Regions from separate parts of the Homo sapiens genome. Here all the other regions are linked to region 2. A link is a loop called in an ENCODE intact Hi-C map of the cell type or tissue named here. Cell type or tissue: heart left ventricle. All regions are shown on one strand. Links, peaks and the distances in the headings refer to the core of each region. The heading gives the core; the rest is flanking DNA.

Region 1 (5,019 bases), core at 1,301-3,800, 250 kb before region 2:
ACCCAGGAATGGAAAACCAAACATTGTATGTTCTCACTGGTATGTGGGAACTCAGCTATGAGGACGCAAAGGCATAAGAATGATACAATGGACTTTGGAGACTTGGGGGAAAGAATGGGAGGGGGGGGCAAGGGATAAAAGCCTATAAATATGGTGCAGTATATTCATGGGTGATGGGTACCACTAAAGAACTTACTCATATAACAACAACAACAATAATAAAATAACACAGAAAAAGAAGCAACATAAGCGTTAACATTATGTCATTTCCCTCAGCCAAATGGACTATGTGGGGTCAACAACCAACAGACCCTTTAGCTATCTATGTATGCTCATGTGGCCCAGGGTTTCCCCACTCTTCCCAGGATAAATAGGGAACTCCAAAGTTTTGCTGAATGAGCACAAGAATGCAAAAGCATTTTTTATTACCCTTAGTTCTAGGACTGACATGTTGGTACAACTCCAGGGGGCGCCCATGCTCAGATTTGTGACTGGTACTGGTAGCGCATGCTGCGGCTGTGTAGCGTAGGTGGCTGCCCTGCTCAGGGCTTCGATGTTGTCCTTCTGGGTTAGCCTTCCATCTCTGTGCCTTGTTCTTAGGTTTACTCTTTATTACAAACGCAACGTTTATCTTATACATGGCTTTAAAAATATGAACAAATATGAACAAAATAGAACATATTCCTTATAAAGTCAATGAAATAAAGGTCAGTGGAAGGCTATGAAAAGAAAAACCTGTGTAAGTTGATTTTTTATTAGAAAAAAACCCACAATGTTACTGATTTTTGAAAATTGATTCCTCATTGTTTATTTACTTTGAAAACATAAACATATGTGAAAATACTGTATAATCAATATTTTTCTTCTATCAAAATCCATGGGGCTTATGAAGAAAAATAAACAATTATCTCATTGAGGACCAAGGGTAAAAATTAATAAAGCCACTGTTTTCTTTAAACACAAAAATCCCTTAGTTATCCCAGGAATGGTTTGAAAAGGAAATTAGAAATACATTTTAGGATCAAAATCTGGGTTATGGCAATGTCCACATGAAGAGCATTTTTGGTAAGGACCTGATTGAAGTTTAAGAAATCATTCTTGGCCAGGCATGGTGGCTCACGCCTGTAATCCCAGCACTGTGGGAGGCCGAGGTGGGTGGATCGCCTGAGGTCAGGAGTTCGAGACCAGTCTGGCCAACATAGTGAAACCCTGTCTCTACTAAAAATACAAAAAATTAGCTGGGCGTGGTGGCAGGCGCCTGTAATCCCAGCTACTCGGGAGGCTGAGGCAGGAGAAACGTTTGAACCTGGGAGGTGGAGGTTGCAGTGAGGCATGATCGCGCAACTGCACTCCAGCCTGGGCAACAAGAGCAAAACTCCCATCTCAAAAAAAAAAAAAAAAAAAGAATAATTCTTTACACAGCATAGGATGATGCCGAAAGGACTAAATACACAGTTCCAGTAACTTTGACATCGAGTAAGGTATTAAAAGTAATTTAGGCAAAAATTTAACCCCAAAGAACGTCGCGTTATTTTATCCATTAGCTAAAGGGTTAATTCTCCCCACAGACTGAAGCCTTATGGGTTCAAGCTGATGCAATTATAAGGGAGTTAGACATCAAACTAGGTCAGAGAATGACCTCGGTAGGCAATCAAAAACCATCTCAGAAGCCTCTTCAACCCCCCATCTATCCAGGCAAAAGTCATCTTTTCTCCTCACTCCTACTCATTCTGTACAGCAAAAACACATCCCAGCTATCTACAGTGATGTGTCTTCAAGGCTTTCTCCCCTCTCTATTTGAGGGCTAGATCTAAGTCAGGAGCCTCCTTTTGTCTTTCCTGAACCCACAGTGGGGCTGTGCAAATGTTTGAGTTAAAAAATGAACATCAGTGTTTACAGGGATCTTATTTTAGGCTTTCCTCAGAACTAAGTAGGGGAGAAACAAAGAAAAGCCTGCAAAAAAAGGCCCTAGTTAAACTGTTTAAAAATAAATCCAGATTAACAATGGCATGGAGTCATCACTGCAATAAAATGCAAAGATGACGGCCAGATACTTGAGCTACATTGCTCACAATAATTCAGCTGCCATTTTATTTATATTTAAGGTCAAATAAGACAAATCTTGTTTTGTATTACTTTGTACAAAGCAGGGGGACTAGAGAGAATTTTACATTTCATATCATCAGAAGACTAAAATATTTTTCCAGAAACAAATCAAAATTTAAATAAGTGAAACATGAAATTTTTAACCTTTACCATACTCTGCCCTACAAATAATCAACTTATTTTCAGTGATTACACATAAAGCATTCCGGTTTTAAAGTCCTTTGTGCTAGAGTTTCAGGTCCGGCCTGATTAGGAACACTGCGCCCAGCTGAGTGGAATGTGGAACTCCTACTTGGTCATCGGCCAGCAAGACTCCATGGCAACCACTATGTTTCGACAGATCAAAGGAGAGTTGAGCACTCAGGAATTGTCTCAGACTACCCAATAATAGACACTACATTTAATATGAGTACACTTTCTCAAATGGACCATTAAATTTTATTGTAGAAGAACTCAAAATATCATGTACAAAAATTCCAGAAACTTACAAAGGGAACTGTTGGCTCTCCAAGAAAACCATCATTCCTTTTTTTGGAACTGGACTACAGGGAGTTGAAAAATCTTTGAGGGAGCCATAAAGAATCCAATCACTTTTTACTTTGTTTAGATGGTGTTCTAGCTGTTGAAGGCTCCCATGATAATTTTGTGTTCTGTTTTTAGCAGAAGTTACAGGTAGGGCAGCCAATGCTTTATGTCTGCTTTTGGCAAGCACAAGCAACAGTGAGTTTCTCACTTCAGGCTATGTGTGGGCACATGAAACCTTCACTAATTCAAAGAAAGCTTTCACAGCCAACAGCAACCAGTTTAGAAAAACAGCAATGAGACTTTCGGCATCAATCTTCACTTTCATATTCCTGGAAAGACCTATTGCACGTATTTTAGCCGCCCTTGTATACAAGATAATCTTCAAACCTTCTGCTCTGAATTCTTTTTTATACACACATCTTACAAAAAGACAAGAGGCCTTGAACATTTTAATACCTGCTGATGGGCTGGAAAAGCTTTTAAAGGAATAAGTAGCACTCTACCACAAGAAGACAGTATTTTTACTTGTGACTGCTGATGGATTCACTATCCCTTGTAGTTCTAAAGGAGAGTCACCTCTACTTTTCACAGTTTCATTTATTTGCAGACTTCTGAATTCAGCTTTTCTAAAAGTTCTCTAGCAGCATAGAGGGTGTGTGAGGAAAACCGGGTAATATTATTTCCTAGGCAATTTTAATGCAAATTCAATGCAGGAAAATATTCCTGCTTGAATTAATAAAACATTGTTTAGCCAAATCTGTTGCAAATAGGAAAAAGTAGACTGCTATAAATAAAAGTAATAAACCACAGGAGGCTGTCCTTGGATTCTGTACTTCAGACTACTATTTTCCAAGATACCTTATGATCCTAAATTGTAACAAACAGAAGTATGTTCTGCCTTGAACCCCATTTTAGTGTCATATTAAGACAACATAATGCTGTTTAGTACATATATGTTGAAAACACAAGACTTGGCTGAACAGATAATAGAAACAGCCTTTTCAGAGTCAATCCTTAGTCAAAGGCTAAGTATTCACAAAATCATATGTAGAAACTCTTTTTAAAAAAATTATGTCCGCAGCAATATAATATTTAAAAAGACTGGTGAGCAAACATTTTAGGGATGCTAAAAACTTGAAATATTAGTAGTTAGCTAACTAAAGGTGATGCAGACCCAACCCTAATATATGTTTAGACAGGCCCAGTTTTCATGCTATATGATTTAAATAGCTTGGCATCCCTAAGCATTGTACACACACACACAAACACACACACACCCCCTTTTGGAGAAAATTTAAAAATCTTATCAGGCTGGGCGCAGTGGCTCACGCCTGTAATCCCAGCACTTTGGGAGGCCGAGTTGGGTGGATCACGAGGTCAGGAGATCGAGACCATCCTGGCTAACGCGGTGAAACTCCATATACTAAAATATAAAAAAATTAGCCGGGTGTGGTGGTGGGCACCTGTAGTCCCAGCTACTTGGGAGGCTGAGGCAGGAGAATGGTGTGAACCCGGGAGGCGGAGATTGCAGTGAGCCGAGATTGCGCCACTGCACTCCAGCCTGGGCGACAGAGTGAGACTCCATCTCAAAAAAAAAAAAAAAATTATCAATGCAGCTGGTATGATGGCAACTGTATGAAGCTAGAAGGCAAGATATCTTGATTCCAGCTCAGTCTCTGACATGAACTTGCTGTGCACGTTTGATGGTATTGCCAGCTCTCTCCAGACTGCAATTTTCTCATCAATAACATGAGATACTTAGGAGTAGGTCTTTTCTGTGTCTGCAATGAACACCTAGGTACTGCAGAGGTGAGCAAAGGGAGTGGTAGAGACACTGGGCTCATTGGTTATCTGATCCTGCCCCAAGCAGAGAAGATGGAGCAAGCTGGCAAACAGACGCAAGTTAGCAATGAACGGACCAACACAGCCGAAGCAGAGGGAGTGTGGGATGGGGAAGTGACAGGAGCTGCAGCTGGTCAGACCATGGAAACCCTTGAGGGTGGGAGACAGTGTTATCCTGTGGCGAACTCAGTGTAATGAGAGGAAGGCCAAGTTTATGCTTGTTCCTAAACTCTCTTCCCTGGGCGCCATTCCAACCTGAATGCATCAGTTGACTTCAGACAACCACAACTCCATTGGATTGCAGAAAGTGGAACATCTGACCCTTTTAATACATTTTGTCCAGGAAGCTGCATTATATTTATAGAACTTGACTCTTTTCATCCAGAGTACTGCCAGGGTAGAGGAAGGACTCAGAAGAAACCACATATTTCTGTTGCTATGCTTTTGTTTTTTAACAGGAAATTGTTGTCTAAACGAGAGCATTTCCAACGTGGAAAGACATGAGGGGGACATCAGACCACCTACAGGATAACCATTACACAGGAG
Region 2 (5,019 bases), core at 1,616-4,115:
TCCCAAGCCAGAGTAGGCTCAGAGACTCCAACGCAGCCATCTGGTGGAAAAGTTATGGTCAGAAAAAGGAAAGTGACACACAGAAAACAGAAGTGAGGTGCAGAAACAGCTGGATTGGTTACATCTTGGCATTTACCTTATTTGAACATGGCTTGAACAGTTGGCCCCCTTTGATTGGCCAAAACTCAATGATTGTCACAGAAATAGGTTACAGTCTGTTTATACCTCCATTTAATGTATAGCTCACCATATAGGGAGAAACCTTTAGGCTAAATTTAGAATATGTAAGGAGGCAGCTTTAGGCTAAACTTGATTTAACGTGTGTGTATGGTAGATATCAGAATACTTTGCAACAATATCCATGTTCTCTTCTTCTTGAGATAGGTCCTTGGGACTAGTTCTTATGAATGGGATGTAAGCAGAAATTATGTATGTCATCTTCAGACTGAGGCGGTTGAGTGGAATGTGATTTATCCATTTGCCCTCTCTTTTGTCACCTGTTGATAGGATGCAAAGCATTGGTAGAGGGAACCATGGTACTAGAAGATGACAGAGCAACCAGTTTGAAAGAGCCTGGATCCCTGAATGAATGTATGGAGCAGGGCTCTCTCTCTGTTGAATGGTGATGAGAGTGAGAAATAAACCTTCATTGTACAAAGCCACTGAAATGGTTTTTTGTTACTGCAGCAAGTATTACTTGCTGCTACTAATGCCAAGTATAAATCATATTTAAATCTTTGCCATCCTGGGATTCAATTTAATTATACAAAACTAAATTCATGTCTACTTTAATATTCATGTTTTCTCATAGAAGATACCATTTTTTAAATAATAGGAGCGCCAAGCCCCAGAACATAGCTCTAAGGTGAAAATGTATAATGTCATAACTTATTACATGACATCTGGGTCAAGAGAATAGAGAAGACGGTGGGGTTTAAAAATAAAAAGTAAATAAGGGTTATAAAAAATGCAATACTATATAAAAATTGATCCAATGTATTCAAAAATTAAAGACTCTCTATCTCTTAATAAATACCAAAGTACCACAAGATTCTTTATATACACCAAGGACTAGGCAAGTAGAAAAAACAAACAAACAACTTTAACCTTATAATTCTAGAATGAAGGATCATCTCCAGAGTCCTCAGTAGGGCGCTTATAAACAGCTCCTAAAATCTTGTCAGCACAATCAAGGGCTGTTTCTCAATCTCTTTGTATAAAAAACTAGATTCTGTATTAGTCTGTTCTCAGGCTGCTAATAAAGACATACCCAAGGCTGCGTAATTTATAAAGGAAAGAAGTTTAATTGACTCACAGTTCCATGTGGCTGGGGAGGCCTCACAATCATGGCAGAGGACGAAGAGGAACCAAGACACATCTTACATGGAGGCAGGCAAGAGAGCGTGTGGAGGGGAACTGCCCTTCATAAAACCATCAGATCTCATAAGACTTACTCACTATCACAAGAATAGCACGGAAAAGGCCCACCCTCCCAATTCAATTACCTCCTAGGGGGTCCCTCCCACTGCATGTGGGAATTATGGGAGCTACAATTCAAGGTGAGATTTGGGTGGGGACACAGCCAAACCATATCAGACTTTATTCATTTTGGTTCTTCCTTTGAGGAAACTGAGTCCCATAAGGAAATGGAGGAAAACATGGCCAGCAGTGCCAACTCTCACCCCATTCACTTCCCGCCCTCAAGGGTGTGCTGCCCTTTCCTTAGCACCACCCACTCCAGGGCCGTCACCATCGCAGTGGGGGCTCTCCGTGTTTCCTGAGATCTCAAACCCAAGCGTTTCTTGGGGCAGCAGCGGGGGGCCTCGCCATGGAACTCCCGGCTCCCACGAGGGCTTCCGTGCCTGCTGGCTCTTCCGGCTTTGAGCGTCCGCACGAGAAGCCCCCTGCTGGCCACATTCATGGCGTGGGGACCTCGGGCTAAATAAATTTCATTTCTCTCTTCTCCCTCCTAAGTGTCTTCCACTATTTTCCTTTGTTGGCTCTGGACTTGTTCTAAATGCAGCCCTACTAAACTTTCGGGGGGCCTGAGTGTTTCTGGCATTAAGGGGTGCAGTGGGGCGGGGGGTGCAGAGGGGCTGGGGCTGCGCTGGGAGATGGCGTTGTGTTAAGTGAACGTGGACACAGTGGTATTTACAGCCTCACTAACGTGCCTTGTCTTGCTGCCCTAGCCTCTGACTGTGAATAAAACACTTCTCCTATTTTTTTTTTTAAGACAAATGACAAATAAAGCTGGGTGAAGAAAGTAATCATTTACTTTGTGTCTTCGGACATGACATTTCTTTCCTAACATCTTTCGGAAAGCTGGAGTTCCCTAATGCCCTGCTAAAGAAAATGATTGACATCTTTCAGAGGGCTAGGAAATTTATGCGCTGGAAAACAATTTCCAGGACGTTGGAGATGAGTAATTTCCCTCTCTATCACTATGTGTACAAAAGAAAAGGGACCCAGGGCGCTGATGTAACTGTATGAAAAATAAATGTGTGGCAAAGGAATAGTAAAAATACTTGAACTGAAAACAAAGAGAAGTAATCATTTTTTATAGTTTGGCTGTAGTCACTGAACAATTGATTTAGATGACTAAGTCTAACACATCTGTATTTACACGATCTGGAAGACATAAATTACTAACACGTAGAAAAATTTTGGAGAGGGGAAGTAAACTACAGCTTAAGTATCTGATGAAGTAATCTAGCAAGACTCACTTTTTCATTTCTGCTGAAGTCTTGATTACATCTAGCATGACTGTGCCATCTAGTGGTTTCACAGTAACTGCCTCGAGTTGGAGGATACAGTTCGGAAAATTGCTTTGAATATCCCATGAACTCTTGGGTAGGTGCAAAAGTAATTGCTGGTTTTGCCATTAAAACAGCAATTTCTTTTGCACAAAAATGGCCCAATAAGAAAGAGATTGAAAGAGTATTTCCACGGCACCCACACGCAGCTAGTTCTGAATTACTTAAGCCAATCATGGCATGAAAGCTCATGAACTTCACACAAATGCCTCAATTCAAACCACTGATTTCATCATCTAAAAGCATCTACTCGGTGTCAAAATGCGTATTGTGGCTGTATATCAAAGACACCATCAGGGTCTGTGGGCTTTGTCACTGTCCCCAGATGTTTATCTGCTGAGGAGAGGAGATGCAGGCTTCTCTTTCCTCTGTTTACAAGGTGCTAAGAGATACTGAGAATATCTGTAGCAACTAATAAGATCACAGAAGAACCCCCAAACTCAATAGCCATCCATCAACCAACCAAAGGCTGATGTTATTCACACAATAACGTTGACTTCCCCATATTTCTTGCTCTGAAATTTTGGGGATCTTTGATCATTTTAGCTTTAAAGTTGGAGCCCAGCCACACCAGCTTGTGATCTCTCTTCCTCTACCTGGAATCCCCTGCTCTCTCATCTGCGTTCTGGAGGCCACCAGTGCCCACCTAAGGTTGTTCCCAGCTCGCAAGTATCCCCAGTTCTGTGCAGTTCCCTGCTGAGCCACTCACATTCTCAACTGCGGGGACCTCAATGGCAATCACAGTACGAGAGCCACAAGAAACTCAGGGAAGAAAAATTAGAAAACAGCCTCCAGATCTCCAGGGAAGGAATAGTCATAGTTTATGTTACAAGTTGTTTTGAATAACTGCACACTTCATGTAGATCTATAAAAACGTCAATGTACAGAGTGGTAAAACAGCTAGGCTAAGAGGGGAGCAAGGCGGGGCCAGAACCCTCTATAACCTTTGGAAATGTTAGAGAAATGGAAAAGTGCCATAATTTTTTAAACATAATTCTACTTATTCCAAATCATTGACACGATTTTGAGATATAATTTACATTACATAAAATTCACCATTGAAAAGAGTGCAGCCGAGTGGTTTTTAGTATATTCGCAAAGCTGTGTAACCATCACCTCAAACTGATTTTAGAACATTTTCATTACTCCTAAAATAAACCCATATCCACAGCAATCACTCCCAATGCTCCCTTCCTGCTCCAGCCCTTGGAAATCACAAATGTACTTTCTATCTCTATGGATTTGCCTATTCTGGACATCTTACACAAATGGAATCATACAATATGTGGCCTTTGGTGTCTGACTTCTTTCACTCAGCATGTTTTCAAAGCTTGTCCATCTTGTAGCATCACAGTACTTTCTTTCTTTTTATGGCTGAATGATATTCTGTTGTATGGGTATACCAAACTTTACACATTCATTAATTGATGGACACGTGTTGTTTCTACTTTTACTATTATAAATAATCCCACTATGAACATTCTTACACAAGTTTTTTTATACATAATTTTTTTTCAGTTTTTGTACATGAATATTTTCAAATGCTCTTGGGTATGTATATCTAGGAGTGGAATTTCTGGTTTACATGGTAATTCCATGTTGAGAATTCTATGTGACAATTCTTTAACTCTGAAAAACTGTCCAGTTGTTTTCAGCAGCATCTGCACCATTTTACATTCCCACCAGCAATGTATGAGGGCTCTAATTTCTCTATATTCTTGCCAACACTTGTTATTTTCTGTGTTTAAAAAATATATTACCATTATAGCCATCTTAGTAGACATAAAGTGGTCATTGGTTTTATTTTAAAGAGCAAAAATTAATGCAAATACAGACTAGAAAACAAATCAATGCCCTTTGGAGATTGAAAAGATCCCATTATAATAAAGTCAACTACATGCTTCTGTCTCACGTAGCACAGAGGAGAATAATTACACAGCCTGTTCAGGTACAGACTTTGCTACTAGGGCATTTGTAGGATGAGGGTGTGAGTCAGAACTGTCTTCATTCATCCCACTGATGCAAGAAGTTTCTCTACAATTTATCTGACAGTTAATCATTTCATTCGATTTATCCAGTGGCAGGAAACTCTTTTCTTACCATTTTATTTATAATTTCTAGAATGCCCTTCTTGACATTTTCAATTTGTCATCTTATAACCTCCTGTAAAGTTTAAAACCAAGTGACAAATTTTAAAGTATACCAA
Region 3 (5,019 bases), core at 1,376-3,875, 920 kb before region 2:
TTCCCAACAAAAAGAAAGTAAATATAGCAAGCGAGGGAAAATGTTGACAATATCCCACTATTTGGGATAGGTGAATCTGAGTAAAGGGTATGGGTGTTCTCTGTATTCATTTTAGTTTTCCAACTTTCTGTATGTTTACAGTTATCTTTCTTTCTTTCTTTTTTTTTTTTTTTCGAGACGGAAACTCTTATTGCCCAGCCTGGAGTGCAATGGCGCGATCTCGGCTCACTGCAACCTCCGCCTCCTGGGTTCAAGCGATTCTTCTGTCCTAGCCTCCCAAGTAGCTGGGATTACAGGCGCCCGCCGCGACGCCCGGCTAATTTTTTGTATTTTTAGTAGAGACGGGGTTTCCACATCTCTACTAAACTGTAGAGACTGGTCTCGAACTCCTGACCTCAGGTGATCTACCCACCTTGGCCTCTCAAAGTGCTGGGATTACAGGTGTGAGCCACCGGACCTGGCCTGAAGTTATTTTTTTTAAAAAATCACTTGGAAGAATGCACTCGGAATTGCAGGTAACTACTAAAAATTATAGAAAACAACAAAATATAGAGTGATGATTTACCCAACCTGATTTTAGAGGAGGCTATCCGATATTTGCTTCACATTACATACCATAATATAAATTTTATCTACGTATTAAACAACAAGAAAACGACTTAACTTTCCCCCACCAAAGAGAGAAAAAAAATTCAGGCAGAGGGGAAGAAAATTAAAGAGCAGAAGTTCTGGGGACAGACTGGTGTTTAAATTTTAGCTGTACCACTTACTAGCACCGGGTCCTTGGGCAAAATCTCTGTTCTTAGACATTTCTCAAAAGAAGACATACAAACGGCAAAGAAACATACAAAAACATTCTCAGCATCACTAATTATCAGAGAAATGCAAATTAAAACCACAATCTTGCACCAGTCAGAATGGCTATTTATTATTTATTTATTTTGAGACAGAGTCTCGCTCTGTCGCCCAGGCTGGAGTGCAGTGGTGTGATCTCAGTTCCACTGCAACCTCCACCTCCTGGGTTCAAGCAATTCTGTCTCAGCCTCCCGAGTAGCTAGGATTACAGCCACATGCCACCGCGCCTGGCTAATTTTTATATTTTTAGTAGAGACGGGGTTTCACCATGTTGGCCATGTTGGTCTTGAACTGCTGACTTCAGGTGATCCACCTGCCTCAGCCTCCCAAAGTGCTGGGATTATAGATGTGAGCCACTGTGCCTAGCCAAAATAGCTATTATTAAAAAGTCAAAAAACAACAGATGTTCGCACAGATGTGGAGAAAAGGGAATATTTATACATTGCCAGTGGGAATGTAAATTAGTAAGAGAGCTATAGAAAACAATATGGAGATTTCTCAAGGAACAAAAAACAGAACTACCATTCCACACAGCAATCCCATTATTTGGCATCTACCCAAGAGAGATAAAATCAGTTTATCAAAAAGATGCCTGCACTTGTATGTTTCTTGCAGCACTATTCACACTAGCAAAGTCATGGAACCAACCCAAGTGTCCATCAAAGTTTGACTGGATAAAGAAAATGTGGTCCATATACACCATGGAATACTATGCAGCCATGAAAAAGAAGGAAATCATGTCCTTTGCAGCAACATGGAAGGATCTGGAGGCCATTATCCTAAGTAAAATAACTCAGAAACAGAAAGTAAAATGCTGCATATTCTCATAAATGGTAGCTAACCAATGAGTACACAGGGACATAAAGATGGAAATAATAGACACTGGGTACTCTAAAAGGGAGGGAGGGTGGAAGGGAAGTGAGAGTTGAAAAATAGTATTGAGTACAATGTTCACCACTCCGGTGACGGGTACACTAGAGCCCAAACCTCACCATTATGCAATATATCCAGGTAACAAACCTATATATGTATCCCCTGAATCTAAACGAAAAATAAGGCCAGGTGCAGTGGCTCACGGGGCTGTAATCCCAGCACTTTGGGAGGCCGAGGCAGGAGGATCGCTTTGGGGTCAGGAGTCTGAGACCAGCTTTGGGCAACACAGTCAAACCCCGTCTCTACTAAAAATACAAAAGTTAGCTGGGCGTGGTGGTGCATCTTATAATCCCAGCTACTTGAGAGGCTGAGGCAGGAGGATTGCTTGAACTTTCGAGGTGGAGGTGGCAATGAGTGGAGATCGTGCCACTGCACAGGTGACAGAGTGAGTCTCCATCTCAAAAACAAACAAACAAACAACAGTAAAAATAAAAATAAAATGAAAATCTCTGTTCTTAGTGTCCTCACCTATAACATAAGTCACTTACATTATAGGTGAGGACACTAAGGCTGGTTATGAGGATGAAGTATCAGTTGGCTTTCTATAAAAATAACAAAAACTTTAATATTTTTGCTTGTTTTCTTCAGAATAGAACGACTTATTTTACTTTTTGCCAATTCCAAACATAATCAGTATAAATTGTAGAAGACTTTAAAATACAGAGAATAGGGAAAATTTTTCATAAGTACAACATCCAGATAATCACTATTTGTGTTGTTTTCTGAATAAAGTCTTCAAAACTAAGACCTAATGGCTGCACAATTTGTTTTTCTGTCCCCATGGTTAGATAATGTCCAATTTTCACCATCACGCTTTGTCAAAAACATTCCCGAGTATAAAATCATTGTCCAAATGCCTGAATGAGTTTTGGACAGAAGAGGGCAGTATTGAACAGCTTTCAGCTCTGCTGAACCAGAAAGCTCTTGATTTTCAGGACCAGAAGTCACTGAAAATCGCCAATACAAAATGTTGAAGGCCGGGCGCGGCGGTTCACGCCTGTAATCCCAGCACTCTAGGAGGCCGAGGCGGGCAGATCACGAGGTCAGGAGATCAAGACCATCCTGGCTACCACGGAGAAACCCCGTCTCTACTAAAAAAATACAAAAAATCAGCCGAACATGGTGGCGGGCGCCTGTAGTCCCAGCTACTCGGGAGGCTGAGGCAGGAGAATGGCGTGAACCCGGGAGGCGGAGCTTGCCGTGAGCCGAGATCGCGCCACTGCACTCCAGCCTGGGCGACAGAGCAAGACTCCGTCTCAAAGAAAAAAAAAAAAAGTTGAGATGCACTCTTTTTTATTTTTTTGAGACGGAGTCTTGCTCTGTCGCCCAGGCTGGAGTACAGTGGCATGATGTCAGCTCTCTGCAGCCTCTGCCTCCAGGGTTCCAGCGATTCTCCTGCCTCAGCCTCCTGAGTAGCTGGGACTACAGGCACTCACCACCACGCCCCGCTAAATATTTCTATCTTTAGTAGAGATGGGGTTTAGCCATGTTGGCCAGGCTGGTCTCGAACTCCTGACCTCAGGTGATCCACCTGCCTCGGCCTCTGAAAGTGTTGGGATTACAGGCGTGAGCCACCGCTCCCAGCTGAGATGCACTTTCAAATCTTGTGAAGCTGAATGTGACATTGTGCCTATTTTTTACCACCCTGACTTCCTGCATCAACATTTCAAGGGGAGAAAAGGAGCACATAATAGTATGTCTCAAGTTAACTCCCTATCTTCTAGTTTTCTTTATTTGCACCATGTAAAGATGCAGATCCCTTTTCTGTTTTTGTTTTGTGTTTGTTTTTGTAGAGATGGAGGAACTGGCTATGTTGCCCAGGCTGGTCTTGAACTCCTGGCTTCAAGTGATCCTCCCACCTCAGCCTCCCAAAGTGCTGGGATTACAGACATAAGCCACAGAGCCTGGCCAGATGCAGGTCCTTTACCCCAAGTATGGGTCAAAGGTGGCCAGGACCCTTCTTCCTGTGCTGACCTCCCCCTCCTCACCTCCTCTTCTTCACTTTTTTCGCTTTCCCCAGCCCAACTGTACATGACACACCAAAATCACCCCCACATTTCCCAGGTTCTTGCTGCAGGTAAAGAGTCCCAAACAAGACCACCATCATTCCCTTCTAGTTTGTGGTGAGCAGAAACCTTTCATTTTTTTTTTTTTTTTTGAAGTCACAGTCTTGCTCTGTTGCCCAGGCTAGAGTGCAGTGGTGCGATCTCGACTGCAGCCTCCACCTCCCGGGTTCAAGCAATTTTCCTGCCTCAGCCTCCCGAGTAGCTGGGACCACAGGCGCCCGCCACCATGCCCAGCTAATTTTTAGTAGAAACAGAGTTTCGCCATGTTGGCCAGATTGGTCTCAAACTCCTGACCTCAGGTGATCCGCTCATGTCGGCCTCCCAAAGTGCTGGGATTACAGGCGTGAGCCACTGCGCCCGGCCTGAGAAAGTATTTTTACATGCTCCCTGCATGCTGGTTGTGAATGAGTTAAAGACTGTAGCTTAGTGAACACAGCGGGAGGCTGTTAAATGCATTATAAAATAGCCTAAAAGATGTGGGGGCGGCAGGCAGGAGAGGCTCAGACCAGAGGCTCAACCCACTCCCACTGCTGGGAGTGAAGGGAGTGATTGATAAGAGGCCTCTAAAAATAATGGAGGGGGCTTCCAGGACAGGCAGCCAGTGCTAACCCGTGCAGGCCTGGCACAGTGGAATCCATTCACAACCACCCTTCATCACAGCTTTCCGTTAGGGCGCTTCTTTTAATTCAAAACTCCTATGGAATTTTCATCTGCCTTAGATTTGTCCGACTGGCTACAAAGAGGAAAACCAAAAAGCTCCATCTTTGATTTGGGATCACTGATATGTGGATGTACTTTTTGGTGCCCCTAAAACCTCCTCTGATTTTGGAGTGGTCTTTTCCACACAATGTATAGTTTTTTAACTCATGTGTGATTGAATGACCCCGCCATTTTTAAACACGCTGCTATCCGCCCAAGTCTCTCCCATGCCCAGAAAGCCCAGTCGTGGTGCTCACGTACTCACTGGTGCTGAGGTTCGGCCAGAAACAATTCCAGCATCCCACTAGGTCACAAAGATGGCCAAAATGTTAAAGGGAGTGGTCGGTGTGTCCCCCGTAGAAGCCTCTGGAGCCCGAATTCACAGGCACCTCCGTCTTCGTACTGTCCTGCTAGTCACTGGTCTTTTCCCACCCTGTAGACACTTCAAAGCGCAGGAAAAAGACTA

What was found. Hi-C counts contacts between places; a loop is a spot of excess contacts. Peaks named below come from ENCODE experiments on the same cell type or tissue, not always from the same donor. Only the 100,000 strongest peaks of a DNase experiment are listed, where the experiment ranks them.
Region 1: it touches region 2 in a loop (5-fold over the local background); 14 of 110 quality-filtered maps call a loop at or near these places.
Region 3: a loop joins it to region 2, with 3 times the contacts of the local background. A loop is called at or near these places in 13 of 110 quality-filtered maps.

Annotation. Positions count from the first base shown.
Region 1 is chr6:150,665,979-150,670,997 of GRCh38, reverse strand. The region is part of intron 2 of PLEKHG1 (pleckstrin homology and RhoGEF domain containing G1); the gene reads right to left. Among named protein-coding and RNA genes, the nearest start is that of PLEKHG1, 69 kb to the right of the region's middle. In heart left ventricle, for the core only: a CTCF peak has its summit at 2,368; a DNase peak (open chromatin) is centred at 2,397; H3K27ac peaks cover 1,502 bases.
Region 2 is chr6:150,416,097-150,421,115 of GRCh38, reverse strand. No RefSeq gene overlaps it. Among named protein-coding and RNA genes, the nearest start is that of IYD, 50 kb to the right of the region's middle. RefSeq lists enhancers at 1,149-1,715, 1,729-2,023, 1,716-2,284. In heart left ventricle, for the core only: CTCF peaks have their summits at 1,911 (motif pointing left), 2,573 and 2,772 (motif pointing left); a DNase peak (open chromatin) is centred at 1,885; H3K4me3 peaks cover 1,134 bases; H3K27ac peaks cover 1,173 bases.
Region 3 is chr6:151,332,667-151,337,685 of GRCh38, reverse strand. All of the region lies in intron 3 of AKAP12 (A-kinase anchoring protein 12), which reads right to left. Among named protein-coding and RNA genes, the nearest start is that of ZBTB2, 56 kb to the left of the region's middle. In heart left ventricle, for the core only: CTCF peaks have their summits at 2,447 and 2,649 (motif pointing right); no DNase peak of the experiment used is centred there.